2 separate regions of the Mus musculus genome follow, and region 1 is linked to region 2. The links are chromatin loops, found by intact Hi-C in ENCODE. Cell type or tissue: left cerebral cortex. All regions are shown on one strand.

Evidence for each region. Peaks named below come from ENCODE experiments on the same cell type or tissue, not always from the same donor. Only the 100,000 strongest peaks of a DNase experiment are listed, where the experiment ranks them.
Region 1: a loop joins it to region 2, with 9 times the contacts of the local background. A loop is called at or near these places in 11 of 42 quality-filtered maps.

Annotation. Positions count from the first base shown.
Region 1 is chr9:98,956,684-98,964,683 of GRCm38, reverse strand. It overlaps Foxl2 (forkhead box L2), which reads right to left. Exons shown (of 1, transcript NM_012020.2): 1 at 6,558-8,000. The coding sequence ends at 7,896. Among named protein-coding and RNA genes, the nearest start is that of Foxl2, 5.1 kb to the right of the region's middle. In left cerebral cortex, a CTCF peak has its summit at 4,145 (motif pointing right); DNase peaks (open chromatin) are centred at 2,366, 6,752 and 7,421; H3K4me3 peaks cover 1,383 bases.
Region 2 is chr9:99,864,786-99,872,785 of GRCm38, reverse strand. No RefSeq gene overlaps it. Among named protein-coding and RNA genes, the nearest start is that of Sox14, 7.4 kb to the left of the region's middle. In left cerebral cortex, no CTCF peak of the experiment used is centred here; DNase peaks (open chromatin) are centred at 3,284, 3,443, 4,058, 4,525 and 1 more place.

The sequences.
Region 1 (8,000 bases), 910 kb after region 2:
GCGGGGGGTGGGGGGGGGGTGGGGGGGTGGGGGTGGCGCTGGCTCAACAAAGATATTAATTGGGGTTATCTTTGGGGGATATGATCTTTTCTCCGTGTCCGGAGTTGCTGCCTCAGAAAGCCAGGTGGGCTTTGAAATCCGTTTGTACAAGGTCAGGCCACCATTTGAAGGTACCAGGAAGCGCCATAGCAGCTTTCAGACCATCCTGGAACTATTCTGTACTGAACACTTGGGTCACCCAGATATGGAAGGGATCGTTGCAAACGAATGAAAAAAAAATCTGTGCTTGGTGTGGTTCATCTCCAAGGAAGCCTGTCCAAGCGGACCAAACGGCTTGTGTCCCTTGAAAACACTAAAAAAACCGGCTTTGGGGAGAACTAGGCAAACACACCAATGTTCAGCAGCCAGAATCCCAGGAGCTGTGGCTAATTTCTGTCTCTCTCAGATTGGTTGTAAAGGCTCCTTATTTGATTATTCTTGGCTCTTTTCCCCTCCTGTAAAACTGGAAAGAAGAGCATCTCTCAGGGGTGTTGTGAAAAATCACATTTGAAAATGATGAAAGCCTACGTGTAAGTCATCATTGTGACTGTGGGGTGGCCAGGCCTGTTTACTACCTGTGTATTTTGCCGGCTAGACAGCAGGATAGATGCTAGAATCATTCATTTGTGTGCACGCGCATTGGCATCGTTTCTGCGTTCAATGGGTACACTGGTTCTCCATGCAAGCACATTAACAAGGATGCTTGAACAAGGACACAGATCCAGGACATCCTTCCAAAGTCAAGCACACGCACACTGCACTCAGCAGGCCAACCCAACGGCTATGTATACATTGTTCAGCCGATCTATTTCTACCTAGCTAGGTCAATGGCTCCGGGGAAGTAGGGTCTCCTGTGCTTCTCTTGACGCTCTGGGGTGCGGAAAAGGCCGGATCCGGGTCTTTAGGTCAGCGCGACTTGGCGCCACCGGGTTCCTTTATCTCTCATCTGCTGGCGGTGGGCAGCTCCTGTTTCATTGGGGACAGAGACCCCGCGGGCTGGTTGATGGGGGCAGGGAGCCAGAGAAGGAGGTGGTAGAGGGTACCCTGGCCCTCCTCAGGTCTAACCATCCTGAGAATAAAAAGTATTTGGTTCGGGGAGATTAAATGGAGCCTTCACCCCGGTCTCCTAGGAGGAAGTAGAACTTGCTGACTTGGGAGAATATATGATTTCAGGGTCCTTTGGGGCTAAGAAGGCTCAGGGGACTACAAGGCTTGAATGGGCAACTGAGCTGCTTAGCTGCAGGATGACTGCATTTCCACACCAGGCGGCTGCTTGGCTATCCTCCTCTGTTCCTTCAAAGGGGTGTCTAAGGTATCCTGGGGATGCCACCACCACTGTCACAAAAGTTACTCAAGCAGGTTTGAATTTTGCTGAGACCCAGCTGTTGGTAGCCTGAGCTCACAGTCCCTCTCTTGCCTTCTTTACAGAGGGCTTGGGAGGACAGACAGAAGACACTGTCCAGACAATTTGAAATTCAGCTGTGGGAGACAAAGAACTCCAAGCAGATAGTTAGGCAGCACAGACACCAGCAGGAATCAGTAGGGACAACCAAGCCTAGCAGTGGCTGCAAACGCTAAAAACACTGTTCCTCCTATGAAGAGCAGGTCCGCAGGGAGCACAGCTCTTCCCCGTCCAAATCTCTAAATAGAAAATAAAAGTGCTGGTGAGAATGAGGACCAGCAGAAAGCTCTCAGGGCAAAAGGGTCTTGGGAACATAGGCGGGCTGTGGCCCCTTGTTCGGTAGATCCACGAGGTCAGCGGGTTGGAACCGTCAACTCTCCGCACTGAGTTGAAAGGGCCATCGGGACGACCTGCTGCCCCCTCCCCCGGGATTCCACAAGGCCCTGACCCGGCCTTTATCTCAGCACGGTCAGCAGTCGCGGGGGCTTCAGGAAAGAGGACAAAGGCCCGATGTCACCAAGGGTGGGGGCCCTGTTTCCTGACTTTCTGCTCACTCTAACAGCCTTCAGTGGTAGTTGGGCAAGATTTTTCAAAAAATATGTGCCGAATTTCCTTTTTTTCCTCTTCTAAAAGCAAACAACAAAAAACCAAATGGCTAATGCCCCTTCCCCCTAGTCCACGGGGGTGAACATTTCCTGGGACCCTGAACTTTTGTTTGCCTGCCCAAACAAGGCTCCTATTACACAGATGAGAATCCCGGGAAAGGCGTTGCTTTGTTTGATGTGCTGGTAGTATTATCAAAGACAGTTAGTTAATCAGGCTGTGGTCTCAGTTTGGTCTTCCTTGTCCGATTGCTCCTGCCTGCTGCGGGATTTCGGTCCCCTGCGGGATTCCTTCCCCTGCCTTACGGTGCAGACTACCTTAGGCTCAGACCGGCCTGACAAATCATTAGTTCTCCTATCTCCAAATCCTATGCAGGGCGAACTGGAGAGTCTCACCCAAGCAGGATGATCTGAACTTGCATGTATCATCCCTGGAGGCTCAGCACCTGTTGTGTGTTTGTTTTTGTTTTGTTGTTTTGTTTTTATTTTTTCTCAGCAGCTGGTCTCACACTAACTCAGTTCCCGCTCCACAGCTCAGCAGCGTCTGCCATTGACTCTCAGCCCGGATCCTGCGTTTACCCGACCCCAATTCCCGCGGGGGTTTCCCTGATTCTCAACAAAGGCCCAGGCTAACACTCGCCTCCCCTGCAATCTCTCACATGAGGATGGCCACCTTCTACTCTTCTGAAAAAAAGAAAAGGTAAAGAAAAAATGCAAACATTCCGGAACCAGGGAACCAGTGAGTTAGGAGACGTATGGGAAAAGCTTCTTTCTCAGAGAAAACTTGGAATATCTGAGAAAAGGGCCTTGGCGGAAGCAATAGGGAGATTTCCTGGCTAAGTCCAAGAGTGCATCATCTGTGTGCCCTCAGGGTCAAGTGTTCAAGGCCATCCGTCCCTCATTCCTGATGTCAAGGGACTGGGCAAGACAGACACCTATCAGCTGCGCCTGGAGCCCAGTAGGTTCTGGTTTGCCTGGGTTCCTGGGGTGTTCAGCGGTGGGCCTGGAAATGACAGCTGGGGGACCATCTGGCATTATGACTATGGTCTGAGCCCTTCTCTTCCTCCCTTCTTCCAGGAATGGGAAACATACCAACAATAAAACTAGGTATTTTGAATTGGAGTATTTAACTATTATAATCACGTGTAGATGGGCCATTCATTATCTCTGCTCTATAGATGAAAAATAAATAAATAAATAAACAAATAAATAAATCTGGAATCAGTATTTTGCCAAGGTCAGAGTTATTAAAGGAGGACTCTGGCCTTCCATGTTGGGGTCTTCCCTGTGGACAGGCTCTTTTTTACGTGTCGTCCTGCATGAGCCACCTCTCTGGGGTGACATGGGCTTGGACAGTTTCATCTCACGCCAGAACCTAGGCCACAAAACCCACACTTCCTGCTGAATGAACAGTCTGCCTAAACTGGCACCCAGGGCTGTGCTTTGTCACAGAGTTGAGTAGCAGGTAGTCTCACCTGCTCAGGCCTCCTCGGAGAATTTCTGAGGCTGGTGACCTGTGGCTGGCAACTTCATTGGCCAGATCTTCAACCACTCAATTGTGTGAGTTTGGTTCCTGAGTCCCAGGCACTCCTTTGGTACAGCCTGGAACTCACTCTGTCCAGAAAGCACACAGTCGCTGGCTTACTGCCTTACTTGGTTTGTAGACTTGTCAGTGTTTTGCCCCTGGTCCCTATCTGAGAGAGAGAGAGAGAGAGAGAGAGAGAGAGAGAGAGAGAGAGAGAGAGAGAGAGAGAGAGAGAGGTGTTCTGGCTAAGGAGCAGAGGCTGTCACACAGCAGTGACATAGTGACACAGCCAAAAGAACATAGTTAAGTACTATTTAAATAAAGTGGGGACACTTTGGGAATCTTGAGCTTGAACAAATCACTTCCAGGCATTGGGACCCCTTTCTGGGTGGCAAGAATTTGACTTAGCAGTTGGAAAGCTTCAGGCCTTCACAAAGCTTCACCCCCTCGCACCCCCCCCGCACCCCCCCGCACCCCCCCCCAGCACATTAGAAGATGGTTACTTGGCTTCAGGAAGCCCGAATTTGCCCCCAGTTTTTACCTACCACCAGGGGGCTCTCTCTACATGGCTACCTTTTCAGTCTTGGCTTGTAAAAGACAATGCAAGGCTCAATACAATCCCTCAGTGTATCTCTTGCATTGGTAAAATGTTTCTCTAGTCCCATTAGAGAATTGGACTCCCTGCCACAAACCCATTTACTTTAGGTTTTTAGGGAATACAAAGGTCACTATAAGAATTCGAACATAGAGGAAATGTTGCATTCTGTCCGTATTTAGGGATGTGTCTGTGCACAACCTATTCCCCTGCTACACACACCGTTCAGTACCATGCTTCACAACTCATTACCTGTATCCTTCAGAAATTGGTAGGATATTTGCATCAAACTCTATTTATGTTGCTTTTATAGAACACACTACAAGCATATATGCGCATCCCCACAGGGGCTACTAGGTATCCAAGCCAGACTGTGTATACTAAGGCATAGTTGTTCTGCACCAGGAACTCTCTTGGATAGTTTTGCTCTCACTTAGGGAATTATCTGAATCAGATTCTTTAACAAATTCAAAAGTGCAAGGCAGAGGGAGAAAGGAGAGAAAGGAAATTTGAGACAAGGAAGGTCTGTTATTGTCCCCAACTAGAGAAAAGGACCAAATTTTGGCGCTTTGCAGAACCCCTTAGGGCTGGAATTAGAGACAGATGTCTTTCTGGAGGCATCCGTGGGGAAGTGGCTCCCTTCTCTTACCTCCTCCAACCACTGTGTAGAGTTGGGAAAGCCCCCTCCATCTAAGTTTCCTTACTTGGCAAAGCCTTCCCAGCTGTGGATGCCTCTTGCTGGTAGTTCTTGGGTACAGTGAGGCAATCCTCCAATGCAGGCCTTGTTCAGCGTCTCCATCTTACTGGAGCTGGGCCATGACCTACCCACCAAAAGCCCTACCTCTGAGGCTGTCCTCCTGCTTTCTACTCTGGATAGCAGTTTGTTGGGGGTGCTGACAGCTAGTCCCCCGGAACAGGGAGCCTCTGTCAGATGAAGTGAGGGGTGCACATACTTTGTTATCCTTCAGCAAGCCAGAAACACACACCCAGGGCACAGCTGTTTAGATCAGCACGAGGTATGAATGCAACAAGTACTGGGTTCTGGCAAGCACCCCCTAATATTAGTCATATAGCTAGTACAATATCCTAAATATATGTCATCCATCCTCCCTGCAGGTGAATGACAGATACACAGCTTATACCCTGTCTCCATTAAATAACAGACACTAGAAACACTCACGCCAGGCACAGACTACAGTGATCTGATCCGTACATTTGAGACTTAACACCAGGCTACAGAAACACCTTCTTGCCTGAGGGATTCTCCCTTTCCACCACAACCGAGATTCTCCTTTCAGCCGACCCCCAGTGGGTGGGCTGAAGTTTCTACCTTCCGGAATCCACAGCACCTCCTCTACACTGTAGCCTCCTTCTGAGATCTTTGCGGGGGGGGGGGGGGGGGAAGGAGAGTGCATTCTGAGCCGAACAGGCTTCCCTTGATCCCAGCAACATTATAATCTAGATATCACCCTGACATTCCTAAGGTTAGACCTTCGGTTAGCTGAAATGAGGACCCATAGGTTCACACCCTTAAGCTCTTAGCTTCTCCCAGCTCGTTCCTCTGGACCTGTCTCTTATCCAGGTAGAGAGAGAGGCAGGTGACAGATTCATGGTTATGCATGGGATCTAAACTCCTGTTGCACGAACCCTCAGCCACTCACTGCCGGATCCAATATCTGTCACCCCATTGGAAAACTGAAGGCCAGCCACCTCTAGTCAACCAGAGAGATTTCATCTGCAACCAGGTCAAACACCTTTTGTATCTTCTTGAGAGCATGGGTCTTAATTCGTTATTTGATGGAGCTCAGTAAAGAGAAAGCAAAAGCCCACCTCCGTAGCATATTGTACACTAAGTCCCACCTGAAACACCAAGTTTCCTACACTTATTTCAAGATAAATGAATGCCAATTGCTAAAAACAACGGTACGACAAATCACCGATTACACTGTAGAAAAGCTTGCAGCTTCCAAGGTGTTTCTGAAATCTGGATTTTATATTAAAAAATGTTACATATATTTTTGACAAAAAAATTCTTAGACGTATGAGGATAGCAGTGGAAACACAGCGTACGCACCTAGTACAATTATGTAAGAGGCAAAATATAAACTTACACGAACGCAAAACGAGAACAAACCTTGCCTACAGTAGCCTCTAGCGAGGGCCGGGTATCTTTGCCGGTGTGAAACAGCCGCAACAGACAAACGATGACACAGAAAAACAAACAATCTCCTGAAAAACAAAGCAGCAGCGACAGCCCAAAGCGCCTGCCACCCGGGTTGTCCTCAACTCTTGTTTGTGTCACTTTTTAAAAGAACACAATTTTTCTTGAAAGGCTCGCTCTCTTAGCTAGCTAGCTGCTGAACTACGGTGTAAAAGAAACAATGCAAGTCCGTGTTAAAAGAAAAACAAAAAACAAAAAAATTTATTTGGGAATTGACAAGGGACGCCCTCACACACGTACAAACACAACAAAAGTGCTCTAGTTCCCTCTAGAAAATTTGGTCCCCGAAAGACATTACTCAACCACCAGGTCACGGGATTTCGGGCCAGCCGGCTGGGGCCACAAGCCCGTGTGGGCCGGCCATGACGAGTTTCACATTTCTCCTTCCGAAGGTGGAAGAAACAAGACATTGGAAAAACAAAAATCAGGGATAGGAGTGTCATCTGGGCGGTGTGTACCAGCCAGGCAGAGATCTCTTCTGGCATCCGGGGCAGAATCGGAAGATCCGGGGAAATTTGTTTTGAGTTCAACTTTTAAATAGAAAAGAAATTCCTAATTTGTAGTGGAAACCTTATTTTAGCTAGTTATTTTCTCCTCCCTCTGAACACAGCCTAATGAAGTCACCACGGGAATTCTTACACAAATTTCCCAGCAGGGTCGATGAAGAAAACCAAAACTTTTGATTTTGTTGTTTGGTTTTAGCAAACTCCAAGGCCATTACATTTCTCCTCCCCACCCCCCCATGAATGTTTTATTCTCTCCCTCTTTCTTTTTTTCTTTAAAAAGTATTTTTTAATATTTTCAAAAGCCTCACCAATCTTTTTCATAAAGACCTGGCCTGGAGGTGCCCTATGCGGTGCTCTGCGGAGCGGAGGCACCACGGCCTCACAAGGAGCGGGGGATGAGAACTCGGTTGCAGGCCGCGGAACGAGGCTGTCCCTGCTCCAGCCTGGGGCTCAACCCCCGCCCCGCCCAGTGGGCCCCTCTGCAAGCGGCTTCTGATCAGTTCCAGGAGGGATCGCAGAGCGACCAGACACGTTCTTTCCATTCTCCGGTAGTGTGGGTCCCTCTTCCCCCAGCAGCCTAGCGCTTCTAGTCGCAGACAGTCGGGGTGGGGAATTAAAAATAAAATCGAGCTTGAGTCCACCGACCTGGAAGAGAGGGCCAAGAGGTAAGCTGCGTCTCAGACACTTCGACCGCACCTCGGCCGGGGACTCACTCCCTGCGGTGAGGAGAGGAGGCCCGCGGAAAGCACGGAGTGGGCGGCCTCCGGCCAGCAGCACGGGAAAGCAGAGGCCGCGGCGGGGAAGAGCACCGGAGGAGCAGCGGAGGCGACAAAGCGGAGTCGCAGGAGCGGGGCGGACCGAGGAAGGGCAGACCGCTCGAGGGCTCTGCATCCAGAAGCTGTCCCGGAGTGCGCGCTGTCAGGCTGGCTGCTGCGGCTGCGACCCGAGCTCGGCTCCTCCACTCCCGGGATAGGGGTGGGGGACCGCTCCCGCGCGCGTTGGCACTCAGAGATCCAGACGCGAGTGCAGCGCGCCCGTCTTGCTGTCGTGGTCCCAGTATGAGCAATGCATCATGGCGAGCTCGGGTTGCCGGGCGCAGGCGAACTGCAG
Region 2 (8,000 bases):
ACAAAGGCGGGCTGGGGGAGGTGTGGAGGAGGCCAGGCCTGCTGAGCCACGCGTACTTAGCATCACAAAACCCTCTTACAAATCGTGACAATTAGGAAGTGACGAGCCTCTGGTGGCCGTCGGGTCCAGGGACTCAGGGTGCAGTAGGGAAGGCCCCTCCTCCCGCCCTCTAGGAAGCTCATGAGGCCCAGGACGCTGGCGTTGCTCCTGTTGTTTGATCTAACCCCAACTGACAGTCCTGTCAGCCTCTCTGCTCTCCTTCATAGCTCAGTGTCCCTTAACATCTCCAAAGATGAAGCTTACTGGGGTCTGGTGTCTCCTCGCGGAGCCCAGCGCAGGAGCTCAGGGCACTCTAGCCTCGGGAGGAACCCAGGCCCGTGGCCCCACTAAGGTGCCTAGCTGATTGTGACACGGGGTTCGATAGCAAAGGGGCACCAGGCAGGTTTGAAAGGAGAAGGCCTCCGCCCTCAGGAGAAGCTAAAACAAACAAACAGCTCCCCCCAAAATTAAAAAGCAAGGTTCCAATCAGACTGCGCCCGGCCTTAGGTCTCTCCTGGAAACTGGACTGCGGTGGCACCGAAGGGAGCCTGGGGTCCACTACAGGGCCACTGAAACCTCTCTCCAGCACACACAGAGGGAAACAGAGTCCTGGGGCAAGCCGCAGAGCAGGTTCCTGGGGTTTCTTTCCTGGACATTTTGTTTTCTTCCTAGACTGCTTGCCCTCCTCCGACCTGGGCCCAGCCTGGCCTCCAGGGCCTGCGGCAGTGTCTTCACCGGGGCCGAGGGTAGCCAAGCTTCAGTTGCAGAGGTGCGCGGCCACAACTCGCCCCAACAGCCCAAATCCTGCTTGTCACGCCGCTGACAGGAGTCCGATTACAGACTTTAAAGTCTGCCGCTGACAAAAAAGGAATCCCCTGGGGAGTTGTGTGTGTGAAGGGGGCGGGTGGGGTGGAAGCAGTCTCTGTCAAACCTGTTTGCTCACAACTGTCTCTTTCTTTCAAGAAAAGCATTAAAGCAAAGCTGTAGAGAGAGAAGCGCCCCGCCCGCCTGGAGCGCAGGACAGCCGCTTCTCCCTGCGCCACGCGCAGCAACCGGCGGCCTGGAGTCCCCAGACACTCAGGTTGCGGGTCCGCAGAGCCCGAACTCCCGCACTCTGCGAGAGGCGTGATTGCCACCCGCTCTGCGCTGCAGAGGAGTCCCGCAACCCGGGAGCACTGCTCCTTCGGAACCTGTGCAGCCCGGGTGTCTCCTCCGCAGGTGCCACTGCTTCTGGGAATCTTTTCCCCAAACTGATCCTTTCTGTCTTGCGCGTCGCCCGCCTGTGCACCCGCCGCTCCTCCGCTAAGGTTTCCTAGGGCTGGACCATGTGCGCTCCGGACGGCAGCTGGCGGCTCCCGCTAGTTCGAGTTTTAGCTGGGTTTTCATTCTAAAATTTTGGCGGCGGCGGTCTGTCTCAAGGGTTCACTGGTCCAGACTTTTGAGAGATTAGGCATGTTGCCTCACTTCACCTTCTGGCCTCCACAAAACTTCGCGGTTCGTGTGTGTGTGTGTGTGTGTGTGTGTGTGTGTGTGTGTGTGGTTTCTCTTATTTGAGTCCTACTCCCCAAACTTTATTCCCTTCCAGTTTCTGGCCTTCCTGTTCAAGGGTCAATTTTCTTACGAAACCTAACTTTACAGATGAAGAAGGCCGGCTACTTCGGCTACTTCGAGTAGAACACACTGAGTTGTGAGTGACTGACACCTGAGACTCCTTAAGGTTTGCTTTTTAAAGCCGAAGCCACCCAACCTCCAGGAATCTTCACTGATCCAAAGCAGGATGATAATTCGGTCCAGGTAGAGCCTAGGGACTTTCACCGCATCGCGCCACCTGCACGAACTCCTCCTGGCCCGGCAGGTTCTCTGGAGAGAGAACGGGCTGCCAGAACCCTGAAAACTTGGCAAGCGGTGGAGCCAGCTCTGACTTGGCGGATTATCGTTCCCTTCTGCCCCTTCTCGGTTCAGGCCTCGTCACCATTGTCCAAGTGGACAATGAATTTCGAGTCATTTGAATTCGCATATCAAGTAATTCACAAGATGCGCGTTAAGAATTCTCAAGTCTATTTGCCGGGTGGGTAGTGCATAGAAGAAAGGGGAAGCGGGAGGTCGTGTGCATTTGGCTGGTTTAGGTGCGCCTTGGTCGCTTTCGACTCGACCGCGGGGCAAGCTTGCTTGACCTCACTCCCCACCCACAACCCACAACCACACATCCCAGTCTCCCGTGTGCAGTGGGAGTGCTGATGTTTCTTGGATAGTACTTCTTGGCCCAGAACCAGACGCCTCGAGGTTGGGTTGTAGCTGAGAAATTAAGGAGATAATAAAGTTGAGGCAGGCAAGGGGGCGCTAGAAAACCGGTGGAATGGACCAGGAACAGGTCGGTCACGCCCCCCACCCCACCACCACCCCGGCGGACCCCGTTTGTGTGCCTGCGGGACTCAGAATCCTGCTGTGGACTTAGGGAAGTTACACTGCCGGGGTGTTAAAATGAGAATTTGCCCTTGGAATGAGCCTGAAGGCAAGCAAAGAGGAGGGTTCGCTGGTGGGCTAACCCAGCCCAAATTCCTCGGTGTGGCAAGAGGACTTCTGTACCCAAGGCTCCAGCCAGGCTTCCGAAGTCTAGGGATAGAGTTGTGCTCCCTAAAGCGGAAGGACAGCAAGCTCAGGGCGTCCCGAGGCCGCCGTCTTAGAATGTCCATCCTCCTTCTCTCCCGACATCCCTGATGCACCCACTCTCAAATCCCCAAAGTCTCTGTGCAGGTTAGGGGATGGAGCCAAAAGCCAGGTGAGACAAGGTGATAGGAATACTCAACTTTTCTCTTTACTACGAAGTGTCCTGCGTTTCCCCGGTGCCCAGCAGCGGCTTCCAAGTTTTTAAGACCCCCATCTGGAAAAGAGGGGATTCAGATATCCCGGTGCAATCGTGGCAAGAACCCGAGGGCACGTCTGTCCAGAACTGTACCAGGCTGAAGGTATCTAGAGGCGCCACACTCGACCCTAGGGTGACAAGGAATTCTCCCGACTTCCAGTTCAGGGCTCCGCGTGCTGCTTTGGGGACCGGGGGGGGGGGGGGGGCAGGGGGAAGGGGACGCACCTTTGAACCCCGGAACCCTTAGTCCTAACGCTACGGTGAGAACCTAGGGGAGTGGGTGAGAGAGACGCTCCGGAGGCTGCGCCTCTGACTAGACAAGTTAGCACATCCAACCGGGTACAGCTCCAGACTTCCTACCGCACAGCGGGGACGGGGACGTGAAGGAAGAGAGAAGGGAGGGTGCGGGCGGCCTGGGCGCTCGCGGCGGGTCCCCCTTCCCTGGCACCCCCCGTGGCGCGGCGAGTCAATGGGATTTGCACACTCGAGGTGTAACAGCATTACTGCGTTAATTAGCATTTCCATTTCACGTCCAGATTGTTTACTTATCTGCGGGAAACATATGTCGGGAGAAGTTCACATTCCGGATTCTGCTCCGCTGCCCAAGGTGCAATTCCGGGGAGGCGGCGAGGGGGAGGGGAGGGCTTCAGATTTTTTATTACACCCTCTAGCCTTATCTGCCGCTGTAAATTGAGGATCCTCCATTGAGCGGCATATGGAGATTATATACTTTTTTGAATATCGTTTCCCAAAGCCTGCAGATTTTCACTTTGAAATGAAACAATCCTCCACCGCTCCTCCAGGAGCCAGGCGCCTCCTGTGCTGTCCAGCGCGGCCACGGGGACCCTTCCGACAGATCGTCGAGCACCCATCTGCCCAAGGCCGTAGCCGACGCCGCACAGAACCCCGGTTCTCCAGACTTAAAACAATGTCCGGGGAAATCTACCCATACACCGTCTGAAGCCCAAGACAGAATCCATCGCTGTTTTCCCGAGCCTGACCCCGGGATTTGTGCACGCTTTGCTGCTTGCGCGTTTCAGATACCCGCATAGACGCGAGCTCACTTCTGCCCTCTTCCTACGCTCTAAACCCGCAGCGGGCGGGACTGAAACTCCCAAGTCTGTGCACAGCAGCTGCCCGCCGCATCTCCGAGCTCTCAGGCGCCTGGCTCTTGAGACAGCCCAGCGACTTTGGTTTCTTTGTTTGGAGGGCAGTAGAGAAGGTGGGCCTGCGGACCCCTTACTGTGAACCTTGAAGGGAAATTCTGCACTGTAGGCACCAGTGTCCCTGCTCCCTAGTAAGCCGGGCGGACCCAAGGAGTCAGGACTGAATCCCATCTCTTATCTCTCCCCAGATTCCTTTCAGCCCGAGATCAGAGAGCTGAAAAAAAGGAGAATCGTTGCTTTTTTTTTTTTTAATTTAATATACCAAGCCACCCGTTAAGGTCATTTATATGCTTAATTTAGTGATAAAAGTCAGTAAGCAGAATCACAGGACTCGTCCCTCTGTCTTTTCACCACATTTCTCTACAGTAATTGGAAAATCCGTCAAATATATGTTTGCTTTTTCCTCATTCGCTGCTTTGTCTGGAGTGCGGGTCTAATAGCCATACTTTTGTTCTGTAATTTGTTTGCTCTTTTAGAGAGCATAAGGAAGAAATGTGTGTCCCGTGCGGTTTCGTTCATCTTGTCTAGGCTCAGTTTACAGAATCACACACCCTTGGTACATACATCTTCAAAAGCCAAAAGTCCGACATTTCCTTCAAATGCCCGTTTAATGTCCCGTGGGAAACAAAATGCAATGTTCCACCAGAACAAAGAAGTGGACCAGAGCAATACAATTAAGTCTGAAAAGTGGGGAAATGGGGGACCTAAACACTCTCTCCCATTAAGTATTGTTTTGGAATTTCTTTTTTTTTTCCCAAGACCTCTAAGAAAATTGTGAGGTGTCACCTCTATCTTCTGGGTCTATCTGTAATTGAATCTAGGTCACTATTCTAAAGCAAGGAAAACCTGCTTCCCACTTTCCTACATCAGGCTGAAATTTGGGGGAGGGACGGGGTCTTGCAATTTCATTTAAAATGTAATGGTGGATGAGCTGATAAGCAAATGGGGAAAAGGAGTCTGCTAAAAGGAAAAAAAAAGGCATGGTTTTAATATGCTCCAGATGGGGGCAAAATGATTTACATGAGAGTTTATTTCCTCTTTGCTGATATGAAAGAATTACAGATACAAAACCCACTGATCTATAGAATAAAAAAAGAAAAGAAATGTTATTTTCCTGTAAAGGTGTCAGTTCATTTATATTCATTTAACCATCCATCCATCAATTCACTTCCCCAGTCCCTGCACACTCTCTGGCTCTGTTAAACCTTCCCCTACCAATACACTTTGCTGGAATATACAATGAAGTTTTCATTCTTTAAAATAATATTAGAATGCAGCAAAGTCGGTAAACATAGGAAAGAGAGGAAATGTTGCTGCTGTTGAATATTCCTGGCAATTTAACATTATGTTTCTATGACCAAAATGTTAACCATGGTCACATGTCATTATTATTGCAGGCTGAGTACATGCAGCTTGCCTGTGGTCGAGATCATGTGCAGGGCATATGTGATTATTTTCCACAAAACACACATGCAATAGGAATATATTTAGCATGTGAAAATCTTCCTGTCAGATGGAAATTTTAACAACACCCGAAGAATCCTTGTCTACAGTCACATAGTAACGCAGTGCATAATTAAAATAGCTGTCTACATTAGTATGAACAAGTATACAGTTCTTGGGAGGGGGTGTTTGAATAAAAAAGTATAAGCAGCGCCAATTTGTATGTGTGTTCAAGTTGTCACGATTGCCAAAGTGCATACTAAAATCTGTGACCACTAAAAAAGAAATCGGAGTTGTCATCCAGGGATCTCCCAAGGGGTGGAGGTTAGAGAAGGATAAGGTTTTCTTCTTTTGAAATAAAAAGTCACATCCAGCCTGACTTTCCCTGTGATCTCCCAAAACAATGGAGTCAGGTATTACCTGTTCTCTGCTTAGATGGTGTCCAAATAAAAGACTGGACGAGACAATGCCAACTCCTCTCCTCCAGAGTTTTCAGCAGTAAATTGCTTGACACTTGACCGCTTGATGGTTCCCTTGGGTGATGTCTAATCCTTTCGTTCTTCTTCCCTTTCCTGTCCCTTCCTTCCTCTGGCCTTGTTGAGTTTTTCCCTCATAAACTGTGAACACTGCTCATCGATCAGGTCACTCAGTGTAGGTCTTCATAAATCCCCAGCTTCACTCTTTGCTCTTTGCTTCTTTCTGGACTTGCCCTCTTGGGGGGTGGGAATGTGTTCTCTCAGCAACTAAATTTTAATAATAATTTTTTTAAAAAAAGAGTAACAGTTATTGCCAAAAGTCAGAGTGGCTGTGTTTGGTGTTGCCCCAAACCCCACAGTCTCCTTTGGAACAACTGTTTTTCATCTACATCAGTGAGATGAAGGCACACATTGGAAGCATTGTAGAATTGCTTGCTATGGTTTTACCTCTTGGGCTCTCAAATTTTTGAGAAAATTGTGCCTCGTAAGAAGTGCCCACGTGCCCTGAAATATCTTTGAGAACCATGTGACCAAGAATTGAGCTGAAGACTCGACGTTGTGTCCTCTCCTGAAGGGGTGAGTGGAATTTCTCTCTTTTAAAATATAGGTTTGGTTTATACAAAGTTATATGTTTGTGTAAGGAGATCATGCTGGTGACTAATGTGGCTCCAGATGACATCTTCCCTCCTGCTGGGAAGATCCAGGTGACACCTAGGGATTCAGGTCAACTTTGTCATCACAGGCTTGGTGAAGTGCAAAGGGGAGTGACTAGAGCAGTGTTCATGGCCAACCTGCTCGCTATGGAAGACTGAGATGACATGGAGGTTGACCTGAGCCAAAATGAAATAAACGCCTTAGCTCCTTGGAGTTACAGATGCTTGGAGATGGATGCTTGGAAATGGTTAGACATCCCTCGAAAGCTTGTTCTGCAGTAAACATGTGAAATGGATAATATGGAGGTGGGGGCGGATGTTTTGTTTTATGAAGAAAACTTTCAGTGGCAAAGCAGAACCTAAGCCTTGTGCCTAGGTCTCTGCATGGCAGCATCCTTCTAGAGGTAGCTTCTTCTGGGGCTCTTGGCTGGCCAAGAACCTCCACATTTCAGGGGATATTTGTTTTGCCCTTCTATGTCAACTTCTACAGAACATTCTCCAAGGACATTTTCTTCTTGCTTCTCTCTCTCTCTCTCTCTCTCTCTCTCTCTCCATCTCTCTCCGTCTGCCTCTCTCCCTCTGTTGTGTGTGCGTGCACACATGCACATGTGCACTCAAGCTCCTGTAACCCGAAGTTAGATTATCTCTGCTCTCCTCCCGTGTACAGTATGATGGGTACCTGAAGTCATCATACCTACCGAAAGAAGGCATCCTCATCTTACACTGAGACAACACTGAATGGAAACAGGTAAATTTCACTTGTAATAAACTATTGTTGCAATGAAAATTCCCATTATGTTTTCAGCGCTTTGAGAATGCCCAAAAGTAAGATAAACTCAGAAAGAAAAAGAAGTTCTTAAAATTGAGACCACAAGAAATATGTACCCATTTTTGTCTTCTGGTCACCCTCAAGTGTGGGGGGGGGAGGGGAGGAGCAATTGAAACTGCCTTCATTCATAAATGCATTTGCACACACCTGTTAGTCTGAAGTCTTCACTCTCTTAAGTGACAGCTAGTCACCTGTAGACAGAATTGAGATGGCCTCTTAACCCCCATTAACACTCTACATTACTGTTAATGGACTAAGGACAGGTGGGAGGATAGACATAGCATGTCACCCCCTATTAAGCACTCGTGTGCATGAGCATACACACAGCACACAAACACACGCACACGCACACGCACACGCACACGCACACGCACACACACACACACACAATCCTAATAATTAGTTGGGCCCCAGTTCCCTGCCAATAGCATCCAGGGCACGTACTCGTCCCCTTAATAAGCAAGAGCAGTAGTGAGCTCTCTGAGAGAAACCCATGAACCTTCCAAACGGTTGACCTGGAACCTGTTTAGA